Regions from separate parts of the Mus musculus genome. Here region 2 is linked to region 1. The links are chromatin loops, found by intact Hi-C in ENCODE. Cell type or tissue: gastrocnemius. All regions are shown on one strand.

The links. Peaks named below come from ENCODE experiments on the same cell type or tissue, not always from the same donor. Only the 100,000 strongest peaks of a DNase experiment are listed, where the experiment ranks them.
Region 2: a loop joins it to region 1, with 2.5 times the contacts of the local background. A loop is called at or near these places in 16 of 42 quality-filtered maps.

The regions. Positions count from the first base shown.
Region 1 is chr9:72,527,156-72,535,155 of GRCm38, reverse strand. It overlaps Rfx7 (regulatory factor X, 7), which reads right to left and starts at 2,916. Exons shown (of 9, transcript NM_001033536.1): 1 at 2,176-2,916. The coding sequence starts at 2,336. 4930509E16Rik (RIKEN cDNA 4930509E16 gene) reads left to right here and starts at 3,298. Exons shown (of 3, transcript NR_045735.1): 1 at 3,298-3,346. In gastrocnemius, CTCF peaks have their summits at 3,196 and 4,724; DNase peaks (open chromatin) are centred at 2,935, 3,498, 4,736, 6,578 and 1 more place; H3K4me3 peaks cover 4,962 bases; H3K27ac peaks cover 5,421 bases.
Region 2 is chr9:72,447,797-72,455,796 of GRCm38, reverse strand. Mns1 (meiosis-specific nuclear structural protein 1) reads right to left here. Exons shown (of 10, transcript NM_008613.3): 5 at 7,039-7,268; 6 at 6,430-6,646; 7 at 6,238-6,345; 8 at 2,959-3,216. Among named protein-coding and RNA genes, the nearest start is that of Mns1, 13 kb to the right of the region's middle. In gastrocnemius, a CTCF peak has its summit at 7,565 (motif pointing left); a DNase peak (open chromatin) is centred at 7,571; H3K4me3 peaks cover 1,902 bases; H3K27ac peaks cover 1,150 bases.

The DNA.
Region 1 (8,000 bases):
CGTTCTTGTGGAGGAGTTACAAGTCTATATTAAATATGGCCACTAATGTTTATTATCCACTATGGTTGTTTATTCTAAAGTTTTAAATATAAAAGAAAAAAATAATTTCTGCAAACAGAATTACTAAAGTTGGAAATGAAATGCTAGTATGTCAGTACAATCTGAAGGCAGAGAGCAGCACATTTTGATATGAAGGTGTGTATTTGCACTGAGCTCCACTCTCTCTACTTCAGGATTTTTTTCATGTGCAAGTCTGCACATTTAAGTTGTCACAGATGTGTAAATACCATTACCACTGAAGGAATTAAATGATGAGTTCATAAAAATAAATAAGTAAAAAGGCACTCCACAATCATCATTATGCAAACATTATCCTTGGTATTCTATATAACTACTCTTTCTGTGAAATTATACAGTAAAATTTCTTCTCTTTTATTGTTTTCACAATAAAACAGACTTACTAATTCAACCGTTAAGATTTACCTTTCTTAAAAGATTTGGGTCCTGGAACTGAGATGTCCCTCATTTGAGTGTTAAAAAGAGTGAACTGCTTACTTCAATTCAATGATGATGTCAGGGACCCTAAGTTACATTATGCAGAGATAAACAAAACATCTGGCTTTGTGGAACCCAACACAGTAAGCACAAAATTAATTATATCTTTAAATTACAGATTTTAAAACAGGAAAAAGGTATGCATTGAATGAAAGTATTGCTCGTCTCCCCATCTCCATAAACACAACACACACACACACACACACACACACACACACGAGTGCATAAAATTATCTCACATATCTGACTTACTGAAGTTGCCACATAACTATTGTCAAAGCCTTAAAAAAATCCTTTTAAAATAATCGTTTCATATTAAAATTAAAAATAAAACCAAGACATTCAACTGTCAACTGTACAGTATTAACTAGAAAAGCCTGCACTGACCCACTTCCTATTAGCATCATGACATGGAAGCATGCTAAGAAAACAATGAAAATTACTATATAACAACTTTTAATTTTGTATTTAAAATTGGCCACTGTCTTGAAATGTTCAAATGCTATACATTCAATGCCAGTTGCTTTATGATACATTTGTTTTCAAATTGCAAGTTTTGTTATTTTAGTAGTCATAGTCAATGGTGAACCTGCTAGATTCATGCTCAAAAGAAATCAAGGCTATTTTTTTCACATCATACTTAATTCTATTTTAAAATTGCTATTAAAAGCAATCTTAGACCAAATTCCATATATTCCTTTCCATTTTAAAAATAGTGCTATGCTTTAAAAAAAGGTCAGTTAATAAAGAATCCTACAAAACAAGCCAAGTTCACATTTAAAGAACACTTGCAATGGTTCTGATAGAAGATGGACTTGACTCTGTGTATATATATTAATATTGTTATCAGTCTCTAAGAGTTCAATTAGCATTGAAATATCCCAAATTCCCATACAAGAAAATACAGGACTAGTGTTCCATCTAGACTCTTTTTAATAATTACACAAAATAGCAAGAGCTTTTTTACATTTAAAAAAATTTCACTTTACCTTGTAAATTTCTACGTTAAAATAAAATACTTTGTGCAAAAGAAGCATTTCCTTTACAGTCAATACAAAGAATAAATTCCCTAGAAGGGAAATTAAGTGCGAGAATAAAGGAGGCAAAACCATCCAGAAAAAGCAGCTAATCCAATTGAATGAAAAAGACATGTTAGGTTTTTGTGCTGCATATTAATGCAATGTCTTGTTTGGTCAAAATTCACAATACACTTCTTGCTCCTCCTATGACTACAAAAGGAGTCAACACATTTTTTACATTACAAGTTTCCAATTCATGCCACTATCATGCAATGACTTAATCTTGACCCATATTTCCCTTACTGTATATGGAAAAATGCACAAATAACTTGTTTATCTGCTTACAATTGAGAAGAGGGAAGCATGGTGTGTGTGTGTGTGTGTGTGTGTGTGTGTGTGTGTGTGTGTGTGTGTCTAAGGAGACCAGGGGTGGGTGCAACCTTCCCCCGTCCAGAGGTGGCACAGCCATGCACCCGGCTCTGGAAACCCACCTTCAATGAATGCATTAGCCTCCCCTTCGGATGCCGCCGCCGCCCCCCATCCCCTTTGCAGCAGCAATGTGCCTAGGCTGTTCTACCCCAGCGATGGAGGATCCTCTTACCAGATGGAGTTCTTGATCTTGTGTTGCAGAGCGTTGGCCTCTGTCCCTGGCAGCCCGGGCACAAGGGCTGGCAGAGCCACCCCGGGGTTGGGGGCGCTGAGGGGAAGCTGCTGAGGGGCATCGAGCTGCTGTGGTGGCGGCTGTTGTTGTTCCTCTGCCATCGCTGCTGGAGGGGAGGGAGGGAAGATGGGGGCGCGGGGAAGGGTGAGGGAAGAGACGCGGAGGGGAGGACGACGAGGGGAGGAGGAGGGGGAGGGGAGGAAGAGGAGGAGGAGGGGGAGGAAGAGGAGGAAGGAAGGAAGCTGGATAAGCTAGGCCTATACCCCAGGGCTCGAGTGAGTCGCTTTCTCCGGCCGCCTGAGGGACATCCCCGGGGAGACCGCGCGGCTCCTCGCGGCTCTCGTCACGGTTCCTCTCCCGGTTCTCCTCGCGGTTCTCGTCACGGTTCCTCTCCCGGTTCTCCTTACGGCCCCGCGCGTCACCGCGGCAGAGGCATGGCGGCGCCCCTCAGCCCCCCGTCAGCGGCCGGGGCTGGGGGGCGTCTGAAGAACGAGGTCCGTGGTCGGGCGCCCCCTCGGCCCCAAAATCCAACCCGACGGGTCTCTCGGGGGGCCTGCCTCCCCGGCCGCCCTCCCCCGGGGGCCTGGCGCCTCCGAGCTCCCCCACGCCGCTCGCTCCCTCGCTCGCTCCCGGCCCCGCCGCCGCCGCGGCCACTGCTGCCCTGCCAGCCCGGAGCAGCCCAGCGCGCGCAGCCGCACTGCGGCCCGGCGCAGACGGCACAACACCTACCGCGCGGCCGGGGGGCGTGGACGCGCGTGTGCGGGCGCGGCGCGGGGGCCGCAGGGGGGCGCGGAGCGCGCGGGGCGGAGCGGAGCGGCTACGGGCCGCGGGCCCAGGAAGCCGCGGCGGGGGCCCCGAGGGAGCGGTCGGGTGGCTGCGGCGGCCGAGGGGGTTGGGGGGGCGTGTTGGGGGCGGGGAGCGGGCTCGCGTGACGGCGGCAGGGAGTGGACCTGTGCCACCGTGCGGCGTGGAAGGGAGAATTGATCGCTTCCTAGTGTGTAAGGTGAAACGAATCTACACGCCCTCCCGCCCCCACTACACGCTCGCGAGCGTTTCCCCTCTACTAGTCAGGACTGCTTCCTCTCTCAGCCACCGGACTGAGCTGGAGCAGGTGAGAGCTTTTCGACGAGCTAGCGCAGCGAGCCTACTCGGTCTGGTCGGAAAATGGCAAGTGGCAAGCTGGTGGAAGTGCTCCTCGGTCGGGCATTCAAAGCCCTCCAAATCTGGCCCCACTTTAGCCGTCCAATCACAGCCGCCTCCATCCCCCCTGCAAGAACTCCCAGCTCCAATCAGTGAAGTCTCCATGCCATCCTCAGCGCGCAGCAGATTCATTCTTCCTTGGTGCCTTTGCCCATGCTGTTCCCCACCCCACCCCCTATGCCAGGAGTGCCCTCCCTGCTCTACACTCCCAATTCAGCCCAGGCTCGGAGACACACAGCTCAAGTCGCGGCTTGTCAGGGTCCCTGGCAGCCAAGGCCCCTCCTGTTTCTCAAAAGGAACACATGTAATACAACATGGAGGCGCGAGCTTCAGCCAAGAGCTCTTCCTTCGCAGCCATCTAAACTCACCCCAGCCAGAGACTGCCCACCATTTCGCCCCCTTCCCATTCATAGACAGCTTTGCTGGCTGAGAGTGAGACTCCCTGCCTCCAACAAATCATTCCTCTTAGAAGAGCAGAAGAATTAGCTTTTCTAGGTGGGGCTGGTCAGGAAGGCTAAGCGCCTGGGTGTAGAAGACAGCAGCCAAAGCCTCTGGCACCAGATGGAACAGCTGCACAGCTCGCACTGACCTTTCTCAGTGCCTGTGGCTGTAATGAGCCTCCCAGCCCGTAACTTCTCTGACAGTGTTTCTATCAGACTTGGCCCTGTCAGATTTTCTGGCCACTTTCCTGGATGGACTTTGAGCTAGGAGGCCCTGCCACCTTTCAGACTTCTAGTGGGTGGTGAATCTGATTGGCTTGGATTGCGTGGTCTTTTGAGTGCTCTGTTCCCTGCCTTGGCCTGAAACTCTCTTGCTTTGTCCATGTGGCCTCAGGCCTGGTTCATACAGACTGGAAGCCCATACTCTGAATGTTTGCACCTGGATGGGTGGAGGCAAGGACACCCTTGCAAAATACAGTTTCCTCCTGAGGATCCAGACTGTGTTCCAGAATGCATATTTATAATTCTGTATTCACGGGGAAGATGATATAAAAAGACAATGGGAAAAGTGGCCCAGACCCCTTTTTCTAATTTTTTTTTTTTAAACCCGAAGAGTGATGGCCTCACATTGCCACATTCGGGGAGGGGGGGGAGGGGGAGAATCAACAAAGAAAGGTAACTAGGACCTGCTAAAGACCTTAAGAAAAGGAAGTTGAGAACCGAGATGTCTTTAAAATAACTTCACTACCGGTGTCACACAGGCTGGCTTCCCGAGTGCAACTTTTCAGTTTTTAATAGGTTCCATAAAGAGCCACGCATCCCACAGTCACCGCTAGAGGGCTCAGCAGAGTTACAGCCCCGATTTGCCCTCTAGCGGCGATTCTGAACAGAGTGCGTTTACGGCGACTTAGGGCCTTGGGGACTGGCAGCATGGCAGTTGGAGCAGACATCTGGAAGCATTAGGTTCAACCAGCCATGAGAGGGTTTTCATATAGCGACAGACTGAAGACATCCTCTTGCCAGAATGAGACACCCTTTCAGGAAAAGAAAGATCATTGCTCACACTTAACATCTGAGAGGTAAATTTGGGCTTTGTTACAGTTTTCATAGGAGACTGAATTTAAATAAACTATGCTTTAAAGAAACTTGAAAAAAAAAAAAGTGGTAAAGTTACCTTAAACCTTGGGTAGGGATTCAGGGCAAACCCAGAGAGTAAAGGCCAACTTAGAATCATGGTGGCTCATTTTCTCAGTTTCAGTTCACCCCCATGGGAGTGAATAGAAAACATTTTAGTGAATATGAATTTTTAAGATAGCATTGGTTATGAGCAGATCCCAGTCACGGAAAGTGTAAACTTCCCCTCGAGGGTGTGTATGACAATGGGGAAAAAAACAGTCTGAGGAATGCCAATTGAGCTGGGAAGGAAAACTCTGGTTTTACAGTCAGAGACAGCATGGAGAGTGATTTGTAACCCACTGCAGTGGTCTAACAAGAGAATTGACAAAGTGGCTGTGGATACCTCTGAAGCAGAGTAATGTGTGGTAGCAGTCCTGGGACGTAATTCATGGCTCGTAGGTGTTTAGTAAATAACATTTAAATTCAGTTATTAACTTTTTTCTAGTATTTTCTTTTAAAGTTTTACTTATTTTATTTTATGTGCATTGGGGTGTTTTGCCTGCATGTATGTCTGTGTGAGGGTGTCAGGTGCCCTGGAACTGGAGTTACAGACAGTTGTAAGCTTCCATGTGGGTTCTGGGAATTGAACCCAGGTCCTCTGGAAGAACAGACACTGCTCTCAACCACTAAGTCATCTCTCCAGCCCCCTTTCTATTAATCTTATGTATGAAAACTTCATTTCCCTTATAAAGCTTTCCAGATATTTACACTACATATAATATATGTATATATGCATGTATGTATGAATTATGATACATTATACATTTATCTCTAGGGATTAGTGAGATAAAACTCACATAATTTACAAAGTATGAGGAAAATTAATACCACATAATATTACTGGGTGCAGAAAATATAAATAAGGCATAGACCCAACTCAAAGTAGTTTATATTTTGTGAAGTAGAGCAAGATTAACATTGAAGTATTTGAGACGAATTCCAAAATGTATTCATCTTTGTTTCTTTTCTGTTGCTATGATGAGACACTATGACCAAGGTAACATAAAATAAACATTTAATTGGGCTTATAATTTCAGAGGGTTAGAGTTCATGATGGCAGAGAGAAGGCATGGCAGTAGGAATGGGTGAGAACTCATATCTCAAATTGTAGTACAGGGCAGAGAGGCACACTGTGTGGCACTCCTCTTCCAACAAAGTCACAGGTTCTAATACTTCCCAAACAGTTTCACCAACTAAGGATTAAATCCTCAAACACTATAGCCTATAGGGGGATAGTCTTGTTTAAATCACCACAATGTCTATTAATGGTAGAGATAGATTAGAGAGATCGGTCTGTGAAAGTTAGATCTAGAGAAGGCCTCTTGGCTGGCCTTTGAGTTGGGTATCCTTGAAAAGAATAGGAGACAGAACCTGGGTGTGCTGCCTAGCTTTATGTTGACTTGAATCAACTATAGTCATCTGAGAAGAGGGAATCTCAACTGAGAAAATGCCTCTAGAAGACTGGGCTGTAGGCCAGCCTGTGCTGCATTCTCTTAATTAGTGCTTTATTGGAGCGGGTCCAGCCCATTGTGGGTGGTGACACCCCTGGGCTGATGATCCTCAATTTTATAAGAAAGCTGGCTGAGCCAGGTGGTGGTGGTGATACAAAGCTTGAACCCCAGCACTTGAGAGGCAGAGGCAGGTGGATCTCTGTGAGTTTGAGGCCAGTCTGGTTTACAGAGCAAGTTCCAGGACATCCCAGGCAACACAGAGATACCCTGTCTCAAAAAACAAACAACAAGAACATCAAATCATACTGAGTAAGCCATGAAGAACACGCTAGTAAGCAACGTCCTCTGTGGCCTCTGCCTCAGCTTCTGCTTCCAGGTCCCTACTCTGACTTCCTTCAGTGGTAGACTACAATGTAGAAAGTGTAAGCCAAATAAAACTCTTTCCTTCCAACTTCCTTTTGGTCAGGATGTTTCATTATCATGATCATCATCATCATCATAACGCTAAGCAGCTGGTACCAGGGTCATGGGATATTGCTGTGACAGGCCTGACCATGTTGTTTTGGCGGGGATTTTGTGAAAAGAGTTTGTAACTTTGGGCTAAAAAGTCATTGAGTGTTGAGAGTTCAGTGAGCTGTTCTGTAGGACTTTTTGAGTATCTGAATGTTGAGAGCAGTGCAGATAATGAAGTCCTGGCTTGTGAAGCTTCATAGGGAAGAAAATGCTCTATCAGGTCATTTGTATGAAGAGTCTGTGGTGTCTGATCAGCTGGGAATGAAAAAAATCAGCTCTAACAAGAGAGCAGAGCCGCTAAAGTAGAACCTGTGGAGTTTTTTGAGACAATGATGCTGGGCAACTGGGGCCGAAGTATCTACTGTGATTAAGAAGAGACCATCTTTTAACCACTGAGCCATCTTTCCAGCAGCTGTACATGCACCTAGAGCGCTCACACTTAAATAAATAAATCTTGAAGGAGAAGGAGGAAGAAGAGGAGAAACCAGCATTGCTGAGGTGAAGGCTTCTGGGGAAGGGATTCCTCATGGTCAGCACACAGAAGCTGTCTTTCAGAGGTGGCCAAGGTTGTACCTTGTGCTGGCATCTGAAATTGGTCACCCAGGTTAGGCTGGTTTTAAACACATGAAGGTCTAAAGAACAGCTGAGTCTTGGTACTGTGTGGCAGGGCCGGGGTCCCAGAAAAGAGCCCTGGAAAGGCTATTGGTGAAAGTGCTTCCAATTACTGCAAGAGACCCCAGAACTTTGCAGATGTCAGTACTATGAGATGGCCACCAAGAACAGCAGCAGCAGTGGAGTGGAGCTGGTCAAAGCCTAGAAGACAAGCTGTGTGTGAGGGTAGAGAAGTGATGCTGACCCTGTGGAGATGCTCAGAAGATCATTAGTAAATCCCAGATGTTGGACATTGGGTTATTTACACAGTTGGAGTCCAGTTTTACTTTGCTTTGATTGTGACTGTGCCCTGGTTCTTTCCTCTTGAGATAAG
Region 2 (8,000 bases), 79 kb after region 1:
CTGATTTAATGAGATGACGTAACCTATCTAATCTTGGCATAACACAGGGTTTTCCTTCATATGCTGTGCTACCCCACACTACATGTTTACCCCCACTTCACATAATTCTACTCTAAGGCAGGTCGATCGGTTTAGAAAGGTGTGGGACAAAGCCTGAATAAACTGGTAGTAAAGTCTTTTTAGGAATTTGTTTAAACCATACACATTCTTAGAGGTGAACAGGATTATAGACAGCTACTTAGGCCTCTAAAATAGAAATGGGCAGTTTAGTGCTTTTAAGGCTACGTAATGCTAAGAATTAGTAAGTTCTGTTAAGGCATCCACATTTGCTCCCGGGCAAAGCAAGACTTGTCTTACACAACACTGACATCCAAGCCAGTTCTTCATACTGGGCATGCTTACTACTAAACCCTAAAACATGTGTGATAGCGTGTGTTACTAGGGGTTTTAGTGAATTCCATGTTTGCATGTCGTGCTGGCTTCTCTGAGTGTCCTGATCAGCTCTGTAACCCTAGAGAGGGTTCACTGGTCCTACCCTTCTACAGGAGTTAACTCCTAGGCCATACAGGTGGTTCCAAAACCTTTTTAGTTTTCTATATTCATTAACTCAACATTTAAAAGTACCAAATGTCAGGCAAATTGCATTTTATAGAGCATTATAAATCCCTTAAAGGTTAGATTCAGGCCAAGACTGACTTACACCAGGCCTAAGCAATTGTGGCTTTGATCTGTTTAAGAGTTCCCTGAGGTTTAAGTGTGAAGCAACACGAGATTTATAAAAATTACTGATTGGCAGCCTGACCAGTTACAAGGGGACCAAGCTGAAATGCCAAGGAGCAGGAGGGCCTGCTGGCCTCTTTGTTTTCTGTGATATCATTTACGGTCTGGTTTTTTTTTTTTTTCTTCTCATCTTAAACCATAATGTTCTCCAAGACTCAACCCTAGACTCCTGATGCTTTCTCATTACAACACCAATATATCACTTAAATCTCTTGGTGCTGCTTAATTCTGGGTAAGCACTTCTCAAAAAAAAAAAAAAATAATAATAATAAAGAAAACCAAACCAACTAAATAAACAAAAATATCAAACAAACCAAACCAGCCTAAGCCTCACTGTGACATGTAACCACATATGTGCTCCATGTAACCACACATGTGCTCCCTGTAGCCACACATGTGCTCCCTGTAGCCACACATGTGCTCCATGTAACCACACATGTGCTCCCTGTAGCCACACATGTGCTCCATGTAACCACACATGTGCTCCATGTAACCACACATGTGCTCCATGTAATCACACATGTGTTCCATGTAACCACACATGTGCTCCATGTAATCACACATGTGCTCCATGTAACCACACATGTGCTTCATGTAACCACACATGTGCTCCATGTAGCCACACATGTGCTCCCTGAGTCTCTCACACTTGAAACCTTTGAAATATTTTGATTCCTTCCTTCTTCTACTCTATATGCTAGGGGGAAAATCATACAGTCTCAATTATTTCCTGTAATTCATCTGACATCCCCTACTGCTGCTGCTGTTTATGGCCTGTAAAAGCTAGAACTGCCACTGGACGTCTCAGAGGCCACTCTTATTACATTTAGAGTTTTCACACAAGACTGTGCTGAGTTCTTAAAAATACCCTTCCAGTGAGACAGATCGCTTGGGGATTCTTTCAGTTTGTCATTGACGCATAAATATTTAAGTCAGTATGTCAAACTCACAAGCTGGTTCCCTGTCCAACTTTTTTTCCCCCTTATTAGATGGGGTTTCTCTGTGTAGCCCTGGCTGTCCTGGAATTCAGTCTGTAGACCAGGCTGGCCTTGATCTCTGAGCTCTGCCTGCCTCTGCCTCCTGAGTGTTGGGATTAAAGGTGTGTGCCACACCACCTGGCTCCTCCCTATCTGACTTTTAAATCAACATTTCCAACAATCAACCTTCTCTTCTGGCCACAAAATCAATGTGAACAAATGCATATTCCTTCCCAGGCTGCTTGCCTCTCTACGTGCTCCTTAGGACATGGCTGGCTCCCTTAAGAAAGGAGTGTCGTCGTGCTGCAATCAGTGCTCACCTCTCCAGATTCACCTGCTCCCCAGGATCATCAGTTCTGCACGTGTGGCATCTGAGGAGCCCCTTCAGCGTGCGCACATGCCACCTCTTATCACTGAGACTCCGTACACTGCTTACTGCCCCCACCAGCTCTGGACTCGCTCCTTTAACTTCTATTCTCAATGATGCTACTTGGATCATCCATGCCAAACTTAACATGCAATTCCCTAAATTCTTCAGTGACTTCTCTTGGGGAAAAATCCATCTTAATATTCAAAGGTATCACGATGTGTAATTCTTCTGCTATACCAATGTCACCACACCCTTATTATCACACACAAAATACATTTATAACTTAGTTATATATTGTTCTTGACCAAGACTATATTCACAGATGCTAGTTCTCAAGTCCAGCACATAAAAGCCCCAATAGTCAGATGCTTTAATAAATGATCACTCAGTAAACGTATAGCTCACATGATCAGTAAACAAATACCTAACGTATGACACATAAATAGTTTTCAGTGGGCTGAGGCGATGGCTCAGTGGCTAAAGTGTCTGGCACACAACCATGAGGACCTGAGTTTATATCGTCAGAACTCAGGTAAAGTCAGGTGTGTATTCCAGCTTCTGACAAGTGGAAGATGGCAATAAAAGAATCCCAAGAAATCCCAAGATGTCCAGCCCCCAGGTCATCTGCAGTGGACGAGACCTTGCCTTACACAAATTGAAGGAGAGGAGCAATGTGAGGTTGTCCTGTGCTACACACTAGGGTGCACATGTGCACACTCAAGCTCTCTCTCACTCCTCTCTTCTCTCTCTCTCTCAGCAAATGTTTACTGATGAACACATGAGCTGGGTGCTGTTCAATGAGAATAACCAAAGAACCAAGGCTTTCCTTACTTTGTCTGCGAGGAACTGGCTCCGGCGTTCTTCAATGAGTTTCTCCACGGCGCGTTTGTGCTCCAGCTGCTTCATTCGCTGTTTCTGGGCATTCATGAGCTCAATGCGGTCATCTTCGGCAAACTTGGCCAGCATGGCTTTCTTAAAGGTCTCTTCCTCCTCTTTTGCAGCCTGCAGTATGAGTTCCTTCAGTGCCATTTGGTCTTCAAAGTCTTGCTTCATCTCCCTCTGCCTCCTCAGTCTCAGCTCTGCTTCTTCCTGCACGACAGTGGGGCTAGAGTTACGTGTGCCCTGCATTGTCATGAGAGGGCAAGCTCAGTGAGAGGGAGCCAGGAGGAGGGTCAGGAGCTTGAGACCAGCCTAGGCTACAGTGAGATGATGTCTCAGGAAACAAGACAAAAGAATAAGACAGAGTTAGGGGGCTGGAGAGATGGCTCAGGGGTTAAGAGCACTGGCTGCTCTTCCAGAGGTCCTGAGTTCAATTCCCAGCAACCACATGGTGGCTCACAACCATCTATAGGGGGATCTGATGCCCTCTTCAGGCAGGCAGATGTATATGCAGCAGAGCACTCATAAATTAAATAAATAAAAATTAAAAAAAGACAGAGGTTATGCTGCAGATTACAATATGAAATCAGAGAGACAGAATTAAGCCTTTTCACGGCTACACTCTGTCCCACCCTCTTAAGACTATGGCTCTTAAGACTTTTGAATAAAGTGACATGACCTTTTTAAAATTGATTTTTACTTGTGTGTGTGTGTGTGTGTGCGCGCGCGGGTGCTCATGCGCACATGTGCAAGTGTGCACAGAGGCCAGAAGAGGGTGCTGGATGCCCTGGAACAGGAATTATAGGTTCCTGGGTCCTCTCCAAGAGCAGCAAGTGTTCTTAATTATTGGATCTATAGCATGGCGGTCATTTATTCTAAAATTTTAAGTTGTATATGGTGCCATCTTGTTTCTAGGCTCAGAACTGATGTGTGACTGATTTGAAAGGAGCCACTGTGAAAGCCTTTGCCCACTCCTGCGTTTACTCATCTTCAACCGAGGACGGTTACGTCACGTGTCCAAGGTGTGGACCAACTTCCTCACCTTGTGACACCCATGCTGCATGTACCCACTCTAGTTTCTAACCCTCTGATAATTCTCAAAGCAACAAACAACAGAACAAAACAAACAAACAAAACACCCCCCAAACTGCAAAATAGTTTAAAAAAAATCAGTCATCTAGCAATGAAATTGGAAGTTTTTCAGAGAAATAGAAGCGTACTGGACACAACTAAATTCCTTTCCTGTGAGCTTTTATTTTCTAAACACTTAAAATTTTTCATATACAAAAAATGTAAAAACGTTTATAATAACCATCGATACTCCTAACAGCTGAAGTCTAATGATGACAGCTTGCTGTTGGTGTCCTGTCACCTATCTGTTCACCCAGAGCTAGCACGCACTTTAACTCACATTATCTTGTAATCCCCTCCCCCCGCCCCCAAGCTCTGGGAAGCCACTGTTCATGCATCTAAAATCTTAACAGCCGCACCAGCCTCTCACTTCCTCCATGGGCATGTGCCTCTCGCATTCCCTCCTGAAACTAATCAAGCTACTCAAAGACATATATTTTGTTTTATGTTCTGGGTACATGATGTTTTATACTGCATATTTTGTACTTACTTGCCAAATAATTGCACAGACATCAAGGGCTTGGAGAACAGTTTAGTTTGTGACATTTAGTCTGAATGCCTCGAGTTTATGGCATCAGCACACATTTTTTTTTTCAATTTTTTGTTCAATTCAGTAGTGAAGACATCTTGCAAAGAACAAAAGGCAGGAGAATGTTTGGCCAAAGAATTGCTTTAATGTGAAAATGTCCATACACCCCCTGCTGGGTCCGCATAAGGAATAGACTAGTCACCAGCAGTGCGGGCTACCAAATTTCTGCCCTTTCCTGTGTTCCAAAACCTGGTCTTGAAACCTTTAAATCATTTGCTGTACAGTCACTCGGACCCCAGTAACTTTCCAGAGTCTCTGTTGAGAACAGAATGTATCAGGAAAGAAGAAACCCAACCCAGGGCAAGTTGGAAAGATGGTTACACAGTGCTCACTGAAGCTGTGTTCTCAGGACCTTCCCTGGGAAGGACAGAGGAGTGATCACCCATCAGTGACTTTCCAGTTGGTGGGGAGTGGGTAGAGAGGTCTGCTTCTTGCTGTCACCAACTCTCCCCTGACTGTGGAGAAGCTGCCAGCACAGTTAATCTAAGCTCTCACAAATGTGTCCCACAGCTGTTCCCAGGGGACAAAGGTCCACATGTGTCATCTATTCATAGAGTATTCTTGAGTACTCCTTAGTACCACTAAAGGCTCACATACTGCATCTTGTTTACATTCCATCAGCTGATGGATATGAAGGCTACTCTCATGTTTTAGCTATTATAAATATATGTGTAAACACAAGATTACCGGCTTTTAACTACTCCTTTCTAAAACTGCAAAGATAATACTTTCCACTAACCTCTGCTGTGCCCACATATTTTTAAAATTATCGTTCAGTTTGCAAGTATCTTTCCTTTGCTCATTGCTTATTAGAAAGAAATACATGGTTTCATTGTGGTGCACTTAATGACTACATAATCATTCTTATTATGGATTCTTAATTTGAAATGACTTAAAAATCCTGTGAATTTACAGAGGTTCACTTTGGTTTCTGGGAGCTGTCAGTGTGTATTCTCTGTGGATGGATGGAATCTGTATTGTGCTGTTGTTTGTTGGGTGGAGTCCTCTTTAACCCTGGCTGCGCAGCTGTTTCAGGCTGTCTTTATGCATGGTGCTGTTCCCGGGGACTGGGTGCATTAATGATAAAGGAGCACTCTGGTTGGATCTTCCTACTCTCCCCCTCTCATCAGTTTTCCTTCATGTGTCATGAAGCTGTGTTGTCAAAGGTCACAGGCATATACATGGATGAATTTATTTTGACTACAAACTTCCATGTCCCACAGTTGACTTTGCCTCATATTAACATTCGCACTCCAGTCTGCTTTGCGTTGCATTGTGTTTTCCTCCATCCTGCTTTGAGCTTGCATGTGCACTCATTTAAGCTGTGTGGGCTGTGACTGACCCAGCTGCATCAAGCTCTTCAGAACACTCTATTTTTGTCAAGTCTCTTAACTGCAGCATTGATGACGTTGACACACAATGCAGCCGCCCTATGGCTGGGTCTAACCCTGCTATCTTCCTGCCCCGTGGCTTCTCTTCCCTAACCTTCCCTCCGGCTGAGGCTCACTTACTTTCACTTTCAGTTTGATGATCTCTGCCTGCTCCTCCTGGTACAGCTCCTGCCGCACTTGCTCCAGGTCATCCCGCTGCCGCAGTGTTTCCTCCAGCTGCTTCATCAGCTGTTAATAAAACACCTGTTTAGGAACTGGATTGGGCCACTGTTTCAGGAATTTAGCACTCTTTAAAAAGTAGTATTTTTATACCAAATTCTGACGCTGGACCCTCTTTTCCTCGATCTCGTGAACTCTGGCCATCCGCTCGCCTTCTCTTTGCTCCTGTATGTTTGCAAACTCTATGATTTTCCGGTTCTCTTCCTCCATCTCCTCACGCTTCTTTTGTCTCCAGAAGTCTTGTGCCCTCTGGAATTCTTCAATATACTTCTGAATTGCATTCTTTTTTTCTAATTTTTGCTGTCTTTCCCTAAAAAGCAATCAGGAGAATGGTTTATAGTTACAGAAATAATAAAATAATGGCAAACACGGACTGTTCAGAGTCTATTGATTCACAAATGCCACAGACTTTCCATACACAATGCTGGGCTCTCTTCTAAAGGTTCACAAAGGTGACCGTCTGTCCACAAAATCCATACAGCGCTCTGTACTTAAGCCGTGTGCCAAGGAGAGCCATCAGAAAACGTGCTCTGACATATGAGATGTACAGAACACACATGACATCTATTATTTTTCCAATCACCTATTACTACTCATGCTAGCCAAGGTGAGGAAGAGCTGTAAAGTCACGACAGAGCTCACACTGAGTGAGCACACACACCCAGTGTGGGGGCGCAGCGGTTTGTCTCCGGGTGGACTTACACCTGGTCTTCCTCGTAGATCTTCCTGACAATTTCGTCTATCATGAGTTTCTCCTTCAGCAGCTGCTCGTATGCCTCCTGCTTCCTCCTCTCTTGATCTTCCAGCTGCTTCTCCAGGTCCAGGTAGTACTGTGCCCTCTCCTTGTTCCGCCGCTCTTGCTTGGCGCTCTCTTCCTTCAGCAGCCTATCGTGCTCCTCCATCATGATCCTTTCTATCTCCGCATCACGTTTCTGGCATTGAAACAAAACCCTTCCACGTTCAGGAGTGGACACAGCTTATTACAGCACCGTAAATAGTTGTACCCTCAAAACCTGCTATATTAAGTAAGAAGCAAGAGTTAAGTCTTAGAGGGCTGGAGGGTGTGAATGAGGAGTCAGACCGAAAGGGGCGTTCCTACTCTTTCCAGAGGCTCCTAGGACAACCCCTGGCAAGGATAATAAAGTCCACATTCAGAAACCACAAAGTAAAGGTTTAAGTATTTTGTTTTTAAATACTTCAGCCACCAAACCATTGCCCCCTCTGCTGGTTGATCACGGTAGTGTCCGTTTCTAATGCCACTGTTTGCCAGCTGCTGTTGAGCGCCCCTCTGCCCATCCTTGTTGAAGAGCCCTGAGCAACTCTCCGGTTCCCCCAGCTCAGCCCTTCCCTCCCACACATCTTCACGGTTATTTAGTCAGTGAGTAACTGTTCGTAAGCTCAGTGTGGTGACTTCCACTGAAAGACCACACACATCACTGTGGCTGTTCTCTCTCATCTTCAGCTTCGTTCATGAAGGACCACTCCCACTGAGTTACAGACTCACTGGCCTTTCCATAAGTGGAAGCCCGTGCCTCTTTTCAGCATGGTCAGAACTGAGTAGGTTTAAACGCTGGAGCAATGGTGGAAACTACCCTCACCTGCTGTGACTGCATTCCAAATGTCGGATCAGTTAGCAGCAAAGAAAGAGAGGGAGCAGACGGGAA